Regions from separate parts of the Homo sapiens genome. Here region 2 is linked to region 1. A link is a contact called in ENCODE Hi-C data. All regions are on one chromosome and are shown on one strand. Each heading gives the region's core, a stretch centred on a gene start or an enhancer-like site at or near the end of the contact. The rest is flanking DNA. Distances are from core to core; before and after follow the strand shown.

Region 1 (5,720 bases), core at 1,475-3,974:
GGGAAAGGTGGGTACAGGCGCCAGGGCCACGGGCCAGGCTCAGCCAGGCCGCTCAGCTGCTGCAGGGCGCTGGGAGGGGATGTGAGCGAGAACTGGGAGTGTGGGAAAGGTGGGTGTGGGTGCTGGGGGCCACGGGCCAGGCTCAGCCAGGCCGCCCAGCTGCAGGGCTCTGGAAGGGGATGTGACCAAGGTATCTACCATAGTGCGAGAGGCATTGCCAGAGTGTGGCCCTGGAAGCCCATAGGCTTCAGTCGCTTACTTAAGGAAAGAAGGACTCGAGGCAGCATTTAAATCAGGAATCTGCAAGAAAAATCAAGTAGTCCAGAAAGCAGAAAGATGTGATAAATTTAAAGGCACAAACAAATCGTTTTAAAAGTAGGAAAATAATGCAGGATCTAATTGTTTAAAGTATAGAATGATTCCCAAAGCCACCACGGGGTCTGACAGTAGATGCAAAACCCTCAGCGTATTCACTACGCAGACTAGAATCGGCTGCGTGGTGAGAGAGAAACTCACCACGGCCGAGGAATCTTCATTGTAACGACAGAACATTCATTAATAACAAACCTAGTAATAAGATGTCTCAACTTAGTAAGCAAAATACAAAGATAATTCCAGTACACATCATAATTTTAACCCATTCCTGTTTTTATTTTTTTTTTAAAACAACTTCCTAAAAGTTTTGGAGCAGCAGGTTTGTCTTGGGCTGTTTCAAGCGACCCTGCTCATGCTGTCCCGGTGACAGTGTGTTGGAAACACAGGAGCTGCATGAACTGCACTCGCCGGGTGACCCCTATGAGCACCCGTAGAATAACGCTGCGTGTCAAAGCCTAAAAGAACTGCCTGCAGAAAAGGCCAGAAAGGGGGTCTTTCCTTTCCCCACTTCCTGGCCCTCTGTTCCTCACCTCAGAGGCCAGCACAGGCTCTTGCCCCTCCTCCAGGGTAACTTTGCGCAAGGACGGCACATGGGTGGTTATTAAAAAAGCAGCGCATGCACCTCGCCAAGACATATTTTTTAAACAATACAAACAGGTCTGGAAGGTGGCATAGTTACTCTCCCCTCAAACCCCAGCCGGTCCTCGCAGAGCCACTGCGGTGGTTTCTCTGAACGGAATGTCAGTAGCAATGTCTGCCTGCCTTAGCGGGACAGGTGGTTTCTCTGAACAGAATGTCGGTAGCAGTGTCTGCCTGCCTTAGCGGGACAGGCTGGCTTGCTCTTTATCCGCGTCTGCCTTAAGCTCCCAGCCCCTTTCACCACCTGCTCCTCCCCTTTCCTCCCCAATGCCCCCAAGAAGTAAAATGTTTAAGACAGTGTGGTGAGCCTGGCTGGAGGGGTCCTGAGTAGCGCGTAGAGACAGGAGGGGCAGGGGTGGGGGCTTATTCAGGGCCGGGCCTCTTAGGCAGGCAGAGAGGAGCCACACCTGGGTCCCCTGCAGGTCCCCAAATGCCACCAGATGCCCTGGGAGGCAAGGGGTGTGGGGTAAAGCCACATTTTATAATGTTGTAGACATTTTAGTGTTTGAAATGTATTAATTATTTAGTTGCATCGTTTTTTAAAATGAATTCTGAATAGCTGAAATAAAATGCTGGCATTAATACATCAGTTGCCAGATTTATTTTACAGAATACCAAATTCCAGTATTGTCATCGTGCTATCACGCAACAGTTGCTAGTACATACCAGCGCATGCTTGTGCTCATTTGTTTTTTTGATACTTTGCTATTTTTTTTTTACTTGAAAATACGTCTTGGAGATCTTTTTATATCGGAACATGTAAATATTGCCTGGTTTTATCTTTCAAGCCCTTCGTACGATTCATATAACCAGACCCTTTATTTTATAAAGTTTCTGGTTGTTTTGTTATAGTCATTTATTATTACAGTGTTGCAAGAAACACTGTTGCATATTATTACTTTACATTTTTTTCCAGAAATTCTAGCCCTGACCAGGGAATTAGTCAGTGTCAGGGACCAAGTGGGAGGCTGTTAGTAGTCGTGAGAGCCTGTCACCAGCAGGTGGAGGCAGGGGCCCAGCCAGTAGGTTTTCTGTGTGTGTGGAGGAAAACGTCTTGTTCAGAATCACATCATGGGCCTTGAACTACTCAGGAATGATCTACAAGAACTTACTGTGGCCAGTAAGAATATGACACCAGGTATTGAAAGCTATAAAAAAGGCATCCCCTGTTCGGGATTAGAAATTATAAGTATTTAAAAAACATCAGTTTTCCCCACGGTAATTTGTAAATGGATTGACTCACAATCCCAGTAGAGCAAGCTTTAAAATTTCCTCTGTCTGGCAGTTGTGTTTATTTTGAAACTGTTGGCAGATTTTCTTTGTTAAATGGAAGAAAAAACATTACTGTCACCAATGCTGGCTGTGGTGGGGAGGTCAGAATGTGGAGATGCCATCTCTTCTGTATTTTCTGGGTTTTCTGTGACTGTGTATTAGTTTTGAAATTTGGAATATGTTCATTTTAGAAGCAGGAAGAGGGAAGTGCTGGGGTCTGGGCGTGTCAGCAGTGACCGGCACTCTTTTTTTTTTTTTTAATCAAAAGGATTGACAGTAACTTTTTCAGGTGGAATCACTCTTCGGTCATTGGTAATAGGCCTGCAGGTGCCGTCCCCACCCGAGGCCAGGAGTTGTGCAGCTGTGTGTGCAGGCAGCGGGCTTCATCGTGGGGCCTTTGCTCCCCCTGCTGGCCCAGCCGCGCAGTTTTCTCGTAGCCAGGGAGGTCTTCTGGCCCGGCCTTTAGAATTCTGGCAGGAGCTGGTGGATGGTCACCCCTGCATCTGGTGAGGGTGGAATCACAGGGGAACCGTTGACCAGCTTACTACAGAGCTGTGTTCAGGCTCAGTAGTTCTTCCCCAAATGTGGAGGGAACACGGTGGCCTGGGAGTGCAGGCTGCCCACCGCCCTGGGCAGGCACAGTGAAGGCGCCTCTTCGGGGCTGGGGAGGCTGCCTTTGGGCTGGGTCGCCCTGTTCCCTGGTGCGTGTCAGCCTCACGGTCAGGTGTACCAAGCCGCACATGCCTGTGCCCCCTGCGGAGGGCCTTGTACAGTGCTGTCCCTGCCAGCGCACCACAACCTCTGACTCAGCCCCTATGCCAGGGCCACCCTCTCTCCACTGGCTGTGTGAGTGAGGCTTTGGAGTATTTCAGCTTCTTAAGATTGGCTTCTTAAATTACAGGTAGATTGAAACCATCTCGCGTCCGAATCCCAATCACCACTCATATTGTCAAGGTTGAAGGGAACCTTTAGTCATGCTTGTATTAATCTATCTCTCACCGAATTCTCCCGCCGGGTTGCCATGGGCACGCAGGGAAGTTTACCCACCGCCCCGGCGTTGCTCGCGTGGTCAGGGCTCGGCCAGGCCCTGGCAGGAGTGAGTGAACCTGATGTTGCAGTCAGTCCCTCCCGGCCTCTGGGCACAGTCACTTCCCAGGTCTCACCGCTGGTGGACTGACCGGGATCCTCGGGGGCCGGCCCACACCCTCACCAGTACCGCACGGGCCGCTGCCTGTGCCTGCCCCAGGGTCTCGGGCATGGGCCCCCAGGTGGGCTGCGTGGGGGTGTGGCCGCCTCTGACTCGCTGTGTCCTTGAAGGCATGAAGACCAAGCACGCGCTGCGCCACCACATGAAGCTGCACAAGGGCATCAAGGAGTACGAGTGCAAGGAGTGCCACCGCAGGTTCGCGCAGAAGGTCAACATGCTCAAGCACTGCAAGCGGCACACGGGTGAGTCCGAGGCCCGGGCCGCGCCAGCCACGGCGCTCACTGTGTAGGGAAGCCAGGTGGGCCGTGGGAGAAGAGAGAGCCGCCTTGAGACGATTCCTCTTTGTGATTCCCACTGAGTGCCGGGTTCCCCAAGAGAGCTTCCTGGGGCCGGGGTGAGCAGCTGCATATCTCAAAAGGTCCCCCTCCCACAGGGGCCTCGTCACCGGAGAGCATGCTGCACAGCTCACTTCCGGCATTGGGAGACTGGTCAGTCTTTAAATGTTCCTCCCGTTCAGCTGTTTCCCCCTCAGGAATGTGCACAAGAAATAGCGACCAGACAAGGGCCAGGGATGTGCATGCAAGGTTGCTTGTCATCTTTTGAGTTAGGGAAGGCGCTGGAAGGTCAGACGTGGCCTCGGTAGGGCACTGGCTAAGCCATGGTGAATCCAGAAAAGAGCAAGGTGTCCGCTCGGGTGATGTGTGTACTACGCTGATGTGCATAGAAAGGAGTCGGTGACGCGACAGGTCAAAGAGCAGCCTGTGCCATCTCTAACACAAGGCCAAGATCTTAGAAAACACTAGAGCAGCCTGCGCCATCTCTAACACAAGACATTCTTATAAAACACTACAGCAGCCTGCGCCATCTCTAACACAAGGCCAAGATCTTAGAAAACACTAGAGCACCCTGCGCAATCACTAACACGAGGCATTCTCATAAAACACTAGAGCACCCTGCGCAATCACTAACACAAGTCGTTCTCATAAAACACTAGAGCACCCTGCGCAATCACTAACACAAGGCCAAGATCTTATAAAACACTAGAGCACCCTGCGCAATCACTAACACAAGGCATTCTCATAAAACACTAGAGCACCGTGCGCAATCACTAACACACAGCCATTCTCATAAAACACTAGAGCACGCTGCGCAATCACTAACATGAGGCATTCTCATAAAACACTAGAGCACCCTGCGCAATCACTAACACAAGTCGTTCTCATAAAACACTAGAGCACCCTGCGCAATCACTAACACAAGGCATTCTCATAAAACACTAGAGCACCCTGCGCAATCACTAACACAAGGCATTCTCATAAAACACTAGAGCACCCTGCGCAATCAGTAACACGAGGCATTCTCATAAAACACTAGAGCACGCTGCGCAATCACTAACACAAGTCGTTCTCATAAAACACTAGAGCACCCTGCGCAATCACTAACACGAGGCATTCTCATAACACACTAGAGCACCCTGCGCAATCACTAACACAAGTCGTTCTCATAAAACACTAGAGCACCCTGTGCAATCACTAACACAAGGCATTCTCAAAACACTAGAGCACCCTGCGCAATCACTAACACGAGGCATTCTCATAACACACTAGAGCACCCTGCGCAATCACTAACACGAGGCATTCTCATAAAACACTAGAGCACCCTGCGCAATCAGTAACACGAGGCATTCTCATAAAACACTAGGGCACCCTGCGCAATCACTAACACGAGGCATTCTCATAAAACACTAGAGCACCCTGCGCAATCACTAACACGAGGCATTCTCATAAAACACTAGAGCACCCTGCGCAATCACTAACACGAGGCATTCTCATAACACACTAGAGCACCCTGCGCAATCACTAACACGAGGCATTCTCATAACACACTAGAGCACCCTGCGCAATCACTAACACGAGGCATTCTCATAAAACACTAGAGCACCCTGCGCAATCACTAACACAAGTCGTTCTCATAAAACACTAGAGCACCCTGCGCAATCACTAACACGAGGCCAAGATCTTATAAAACACTAGAGCACCCTGCACAATCACTAACACAAGGCATTCTCATAAAACACTAGAGCACCCTGCACAATCACTAACACAAGGCGTTCTCATAAAACTCTAGAGCAGCCTGCGCAATCACTAACACAAGGCCAAGATCTTAGAAAACACTAGAGCACCCTGCGCAATCACTAACACAAAGCATTGTTATAAAACACTAAAGC
Region 2 (5,720 bases), core at 1,757-4,256, 340 kb after region 1:
TAAGGTCTTCAGCACTCATCCAGGTTGCAGCCTGTGTCTGAATTTCATTCCCTCTTCTGGCTGAATCGTATTCCATTGTGTATCTTGGACATATCCTATTCTGCTCACCCAGCCGTTGGTGGGCGTTTGGAGTGTTTTCGCCTTTCAGCTGTTTTAAGAGGGTTGCAGTGAACATTTGTACAAGTTTTGGACCCAATGCCTGTTTTCAATTCTCTTGTGTAGAGAGCACTTTTTAGCAGAAAAAGAATAGATTTGTGGCCTCCCTTTGTGTGCGGTCAGTGCCTTGAGAAGAGTGAACTGTGCTGCCACCTCCGGAGCCGTGGAGAGCGCGGGGCTTGGGTAGCAGCTAGGACGATACAAGTTGGGACAAGGCCAGGTGCAATGGCTCACGCCTGTAATTCCAACACTTTGGGAGACCGAGGCAGGGGGATCACCTGAGGTCAGGAGTTCAAGACCAGCCTGGCCAACATGGTGAAACCCCATCTCTAATAAAACAGAAAAATTAACTGGACGGGGTGGTGGACGCCTGTAATCCCAGCTACTCGGGAGGCTGAGGCAGGAGAATCACTTGAACCTGGGAGGCGGAGGCTGCAGTGAGTGGAGATCAGACCACTGCACTTCAGCCTAGGTGACAGAGCGAGACTCCGTCTCAAAAAAAAGAAAAAAAAAGAAAGAAACTCATGGATAATCCTCCCTCTCGTGCAGTTCGCCTCTACGGACCAAACTTCATCCTTCAGGTGTACTCATCTCAGAGGAAGTCCTGGCACCCTGTGTGCCAAGACGACTGGAACGAGAACTACGGGCGGGCGGCCTGCAGGGACATGGGCTATAAGTGAGTATGGGGCAGCACCCGCCGAGTGACAGTAACAGACAGCAGAAACACGAGAAGACCCTCTCTCTGCCTCCCTGTGAAAGCACCGGCACATGAGTGCTGGGGACAATTGTCACCTTCCAAAAGCTGAGCCCTATAACCAGCAGGTGGAATTTGTCCTGCTAGGGCTGTGCCCAGCACACAGACCTTGGCTCACTGCCACCTTGCCCTGCCTCCTCCTTGGCCTCTATAGACTCCTGGTTGCTCGGGAGTGCCCAGTGCTGTGGTCATCTGGTCAGAGGGGTAGGCTGAGGGCGTTAGGTGCCTCTTTTTCCAAGGTGCCTCTCAGCCAGGGTCCATTCACCTCCCTGGGTAGAGGTTGGACCAGAACAGCTGGCGAGGAGGGTTGGGCTGGGGAGAGCAGCAGAGACAAATCCTGTGCCAGTTTCACTTCATTCGGGAGCCATGGAAGCCTTTTGAGCTGGGGAGAGAATCAATCAATCAGACTGATACTTAAAAAATGTCATTCCTGCTCGTAGCTCTGAGGGAAGGTGGGAAGGCTTAACAGGGTGTGTGTCGCCTGACAGTGATTCCTAACGGGGGTGGGGCGGTGGTTACCATTTACCAGCACTGCCTGGGGAGATGCGGCAGCCCTCAGGCATCGGGGGAGAGGGTGGTAGGATGCTACTGCCACTTTGTTTTCCATGGGAGGGTCCCCAGGTGATTTCTATGCAACTTTAGGGTATTCAATATGCCAGTTTTCAGAATGAATTACCACTCGGTGAGAAAGTTGGCATCTTAGCTAGTCACTGTGACATCCCTAAACAGCAGGGGTGAATTACACAGCAAAGCCCCCCCATCACAGTCCAGGAACCTGGTGGAATTGATAACTGGGGCCATGTTAACATCTGTACCTTTTATTAGATTAAATGTGTGTATGATTATACAATCCTATGTCCTTCTCATAGTTTCTTGATCCTAACCTGGATAAGAAACACGACCAATGAAGGAATTTTGTCTGACACTTTAGGGTTATTGAATCGAAAAATCGTTACAATATTCTAGCACTTGGTTAGAACGTGTGATTTTTTTTCCTAAATGCTAAGGTTTTTCCCTCTTATTCTGAATGTCGTATGAGCGGTATTATGACATAGTATAGGATTTGTGTTTGCTTATGCCTTAACCATTATCACAAATAAGGTTTTCTTTTTTAGGAATAATTTTTACTCTAGCCAAGGAATAGTGGATGACAGCGGATCCACCAGCTTTATGAAACTGAACACAAGTGCCGGCAATGTCGATATCTATAAAAAACTGTACCACAGGTATGCAGCAATTTCTTCTTGAAAAATTTTGGAATGAAATCAACTAGGAGACACCATGGGGAATCGTTGTCCTGAGTCTGATTTCTCTGAGCTGCAATACTCGGTCTGGATGGGTTTTGCATTGGGAGGAGATTAGAGTCTGACCAGGCCTGGTTACTCTAAGCAGCCCTTGGTTTATTCATAGGAAGTGGCTGAGGTTTCTCTGCTATTTCATTTTCAGCCTCTACCGTCTGCCCTTGTTGGTAGCGGCTCACACTTGCAACATCGACATTCAACTCTATTTAGTTTTCTTTCCTCTTCAGACATTTAGAGGTGTACCTATTTTGTCAGGGCGTGGTTCTAGGAATCCAAGATAATGTCTCAGTGTCCCAGCCAGGGTGACCGGCTCATTCCAGTTTGCCAGGGACTTCACTGGCTTGAGCAAGGGAAGTCCTGCTCCATTCCAGGCAGCTGGGCTGGCTGGTCCCGTTAGCCCCAACCCCGGGACAGCAGTGCCAGAGGGTGCTCTGTGAGGGATGGGCAGCATTCTGGCGGCCTGGGAATGAGTTGTGGTGTTTCCAGGGGGTAGAAGTGGGTACAAGCCACAGGTCACATGATGAGTGGCTGACCTGGCTGGGAGGGCAGAAGAGGGGATGGACTTAGGCTCTTCCTTTTGCTTTGCACATATTTAGGATGTTTGCAGACTTGCTATGATTGTTGCTGTTATGTGTTTTCTGATGTGAAAGATACACAGTGTCCTTTGCCCATGAGCTCTCCTTGCCTCCCAGGTCCCCAGGGCTTATGCCTGGTGTCTAGGCATCACCTCCCTGCCTGCCAGGTGCCAGGTGCTGCATTTCGGGGGAGGATGAACTAATCACCCCGCGCCACCTTTCCTCTGAGTGGGAGCCTGGGGCAGGTTTGCATTCCTGGAGGCCGCTGGTGGAGGGGTCTGGGGGCCTGACTTCCACTGCAGCCTGCTGTCCTGGGGAATGTGGCAGGGCAAGCCCAGTGGGGAGGGCTGTGCACGGCCAGGTGCACCCATCAAAACAGCAGGGCTGCGGTTTGTCCCTGTGGAGAAGCTAAACACAGCTGCCTGGGCACTTTGTAAATGCTGAGTGGTTCTTTGTCTTTCTGGGTTACACACGGAATCAGGGAGCCAAGTCCAGCCGGGCAGGGACGGGGGGAGGGGAGGAGGTGCTGCCGTCCCTTGGCAAGAGCCTTGGGAACTCACAAGGAGGCTGGAGGGCTTGGAAGAAAGAAGAGAAGGCCATTGTCTGGTAGGCTCTATTCTATCTCGGTGGTGGTGGTGGGGGGAGGCGCACTTCTTTTCCTCTTTCTGTGCAGCAGTTGCCCTTTGATGCCTGAGTTCTTGGCTTGTTTTCTGTCGGGCTTCTGTGAATAACCACATGTGCCCTGGCGCTGTGACCACACAGGGCTATCCCTACCGACCTTAGGATTCTTAGGAAATGTCTTCTCTTAAAGGGGACATGTCTTCACTTGGCCGTGTCAGTGCCCCAGAGCCAGAGTCCACCTGGAATGCACCTGTAGTCACTGAGAACCCGGGGGGTGTGCCTTAGTAAGAAGGTGTCAGGAAGGACCTATTATTGTAGGGCCTGGGCTCCTGCAAGGTGGTTTGGGGGTGGTTGGAGGAAGCAGAGATTTGCTCTGGATTGGATGCTGTCAGGAAGCAGGGGTAATTCTGTGAGGCTGCTTTATTATTTTTTTTCTAGGAGGAGGTTGGAATGAGGCTAGGCTAAAGCTGTGATTGGTAAAGAAACGTCCGTCGCTCAAGTTAGCCAGGACAGGAGGAGACATCAGATCGTGATTTTGTGGTTGTGAGCACAAGGTTCCTGTTCTGTCTGTTCAGACATCATTTCGGAGGAGGCTCCTTGTGTCTTGCCCCATCTCAGGCATGGAGGGGCCTAGTCCGATATTGACGCTCAGTGAAATAATTCAGGTTCCGCAGAGCACACGGCCCAGCTATCAGGGCGGGCCAGCTCTGCATGCCAGGGGCCGCGTCTTCCCTTCTCAGCATAGCCTGGGAAATTCACTGCAGGACAAAATGCATCAGTTACTTCCTCTTCATCCATAACCTGGGATGTTTGACTCCCAAATGAGTAACTCTTACGTTTCTTCTAATCCTAGGGAAACTATTGGTTATATTGCTTTCAACACTACAAATTTAAAGCAGTTATAGGAGCCCAGAGGTTTCCAAATGGCTTCCTTAAAAATTAGAAGATGATTTTAAATTCCAAGAGGAAAAACAAAACTAGCATTATTGTATACTTACCCTCACAACCGTCCTAGGAGCTGGTACAATTTTAAGAGAGGTTAAGTAACTTGCCCAAGGTCACACTGTGGGGATGTGAGCCGCGTACCTTGGCTCAGTGTCTGGTCTTTGCCACTGTCCCTATATGGATTTACTTACCTTATTGGAGTTGTAACTAGCAGACCCTTCTATGTCTCAGAAGACAGGAGAGGGAACATCGGAAGAAATGACTGATTTCTAAGCATGTGAGAGGCAGGTGACTCCGCACTATCGTGACCAGAATTTCCCCTGTTCTTTTTGCAGTGATGCCTGTTCTTCAAAAGCAGTGGTTTCTTTACGCTGTATAGGTAAGTTCATCTGGAGTCCCCCTTTTGATACTTCTAACTAGGAAAAGCTCTCTACTTTCAGAACAGTACTCCCTGTGTCTCTGGGGGCGTGGGAGGGAAGAAGGTGGGGTCACGGGTTGGAATGTGCCCAGCGGCGTCTCGCTCTTTCCAAGGAGCTCCTGGTTTAGATTTCCATGGCCTGTAGACACCTTCAGCCTTGGGTCCAAGGGACACCCCCTGAGATCAGGCACGCTCAAGAAGCTGACAAAGCCCTACACTTTATGCCACCCATGAGCTGGAGGCCCGGCAGGTCTCTTTCTCCAGAAAGCAAAGGGGGGTGGCGTTAGTGAGCCCTGGCAGCCACCTAACGTGGACTTGGAGCATCTGCGGGGCTGTGGTCCAGCACCACCGTGTGGCCACCAGGTGCTCATCAGCCAGTGGGACCCGGGAGGAGGGACAAGACCAGAGAACAACAGTGCTCTTGCCTCTTCTCTCCTGAATTTTGGACGGTGGCTTAGACTTGGGTGTCCCCATCTCTGTGTTTAGAGTGCTTACAGTTTCCAAACTGTTTGCAAATGTGGAAGCCACCGTCCCTCTCCTCTGGGATGGCCCAGTGCTGTCGTGGGGCCGTGGTCCTGAGCTCAGCTTTTCATTTGAAGAGGTGGAAGGAGCTGACACCGTCCCATCCCGGCAGGGCTGGCTCAGGTCTTCTTTAGGTCCTGAGTGGGGGTCCAGCACAGCCCCAAGGGTGCGTGGCACCCGCCCTGCCCTCTGCCCATGCACTCATCTCCTGGTGGAGAAGACACTCACACACAGGAAGCAGGGAAGGCAGCAGACCTCACTCACCCCTCACCCCCTCACTCACCCCCTACTCACCCCCTCAACCTCTCATTCACCACCCACCCCCTCGCCCCCTCACTCACCCCCTCACTCCCTCAACCCTCACTCACCTCCTCACTCCCTCAACCCTCACTCACCTCCTCACCTCCTCACTCTCCCCCTCATCCCTC

The links. Hi-C counts contacts between places; a loop is a spot of excess contacts on that map. Pooled maps may share reads with other maps.
Region 2: a map of PC-9 shows a loop between it and region 1 (10-fold over the local background). The contact joins two enhancer-like sites. A Hi-C loop is called at or near these places in 3 of 168 maps with a recorded cell type or tissue (IMR-90, MCF 10A and PC-9) and 5 of 50 pooled maps.

What each region holds. Positions count from the first base shown.
Region 1 is chr21:41,813,720-41,819,439 of GRCh38, reverse strand. PRDM15 (PR/SET domain 15) reads left to right here. Exons shown (of 24, transcript NM_001040424.3): 19 at 3,604-3,735. Among named protein-coding and RNA genes, the nearest start is that of RIPK4, 50 kb to the right of the region's middle. RefSeq lists an enhancer at 2,535-2,584. Within about 2 kb of position 2,724, at least 7 of the 41 ENCODE cell types and tissues checked have a DNase peak (open chromatin) inside an H3K27ac peak, as active enhancers do; they include PC-9, where a contact is called at or near this core.
Region 2 is chr21:41,475,588-41,481,307 of GRCh38, reverse strand. TMPRSS2 (transmembrane serine protease 2) reads left to right here. Exons shown (of 14, transcript NM_005656.4): 6 at 706-832; 7 at 2,026-2,136; 8 at 4,688-4,731. Among named protein-coding and RNA genes, the nearest start is that of TMPRSS2, 30 kb to the left of the region's middle. RefSeq lists enhancers at 580-1,080, 1,081-1,581. Within about 2 kb of position 3,006, at least 7 of the 41 ENCODE cell types and tissues checked have a DNase peak (open chromatin) inside an H3K27ac peak, as active enhancers do; they include PC-9, where a contact is called at or near this core.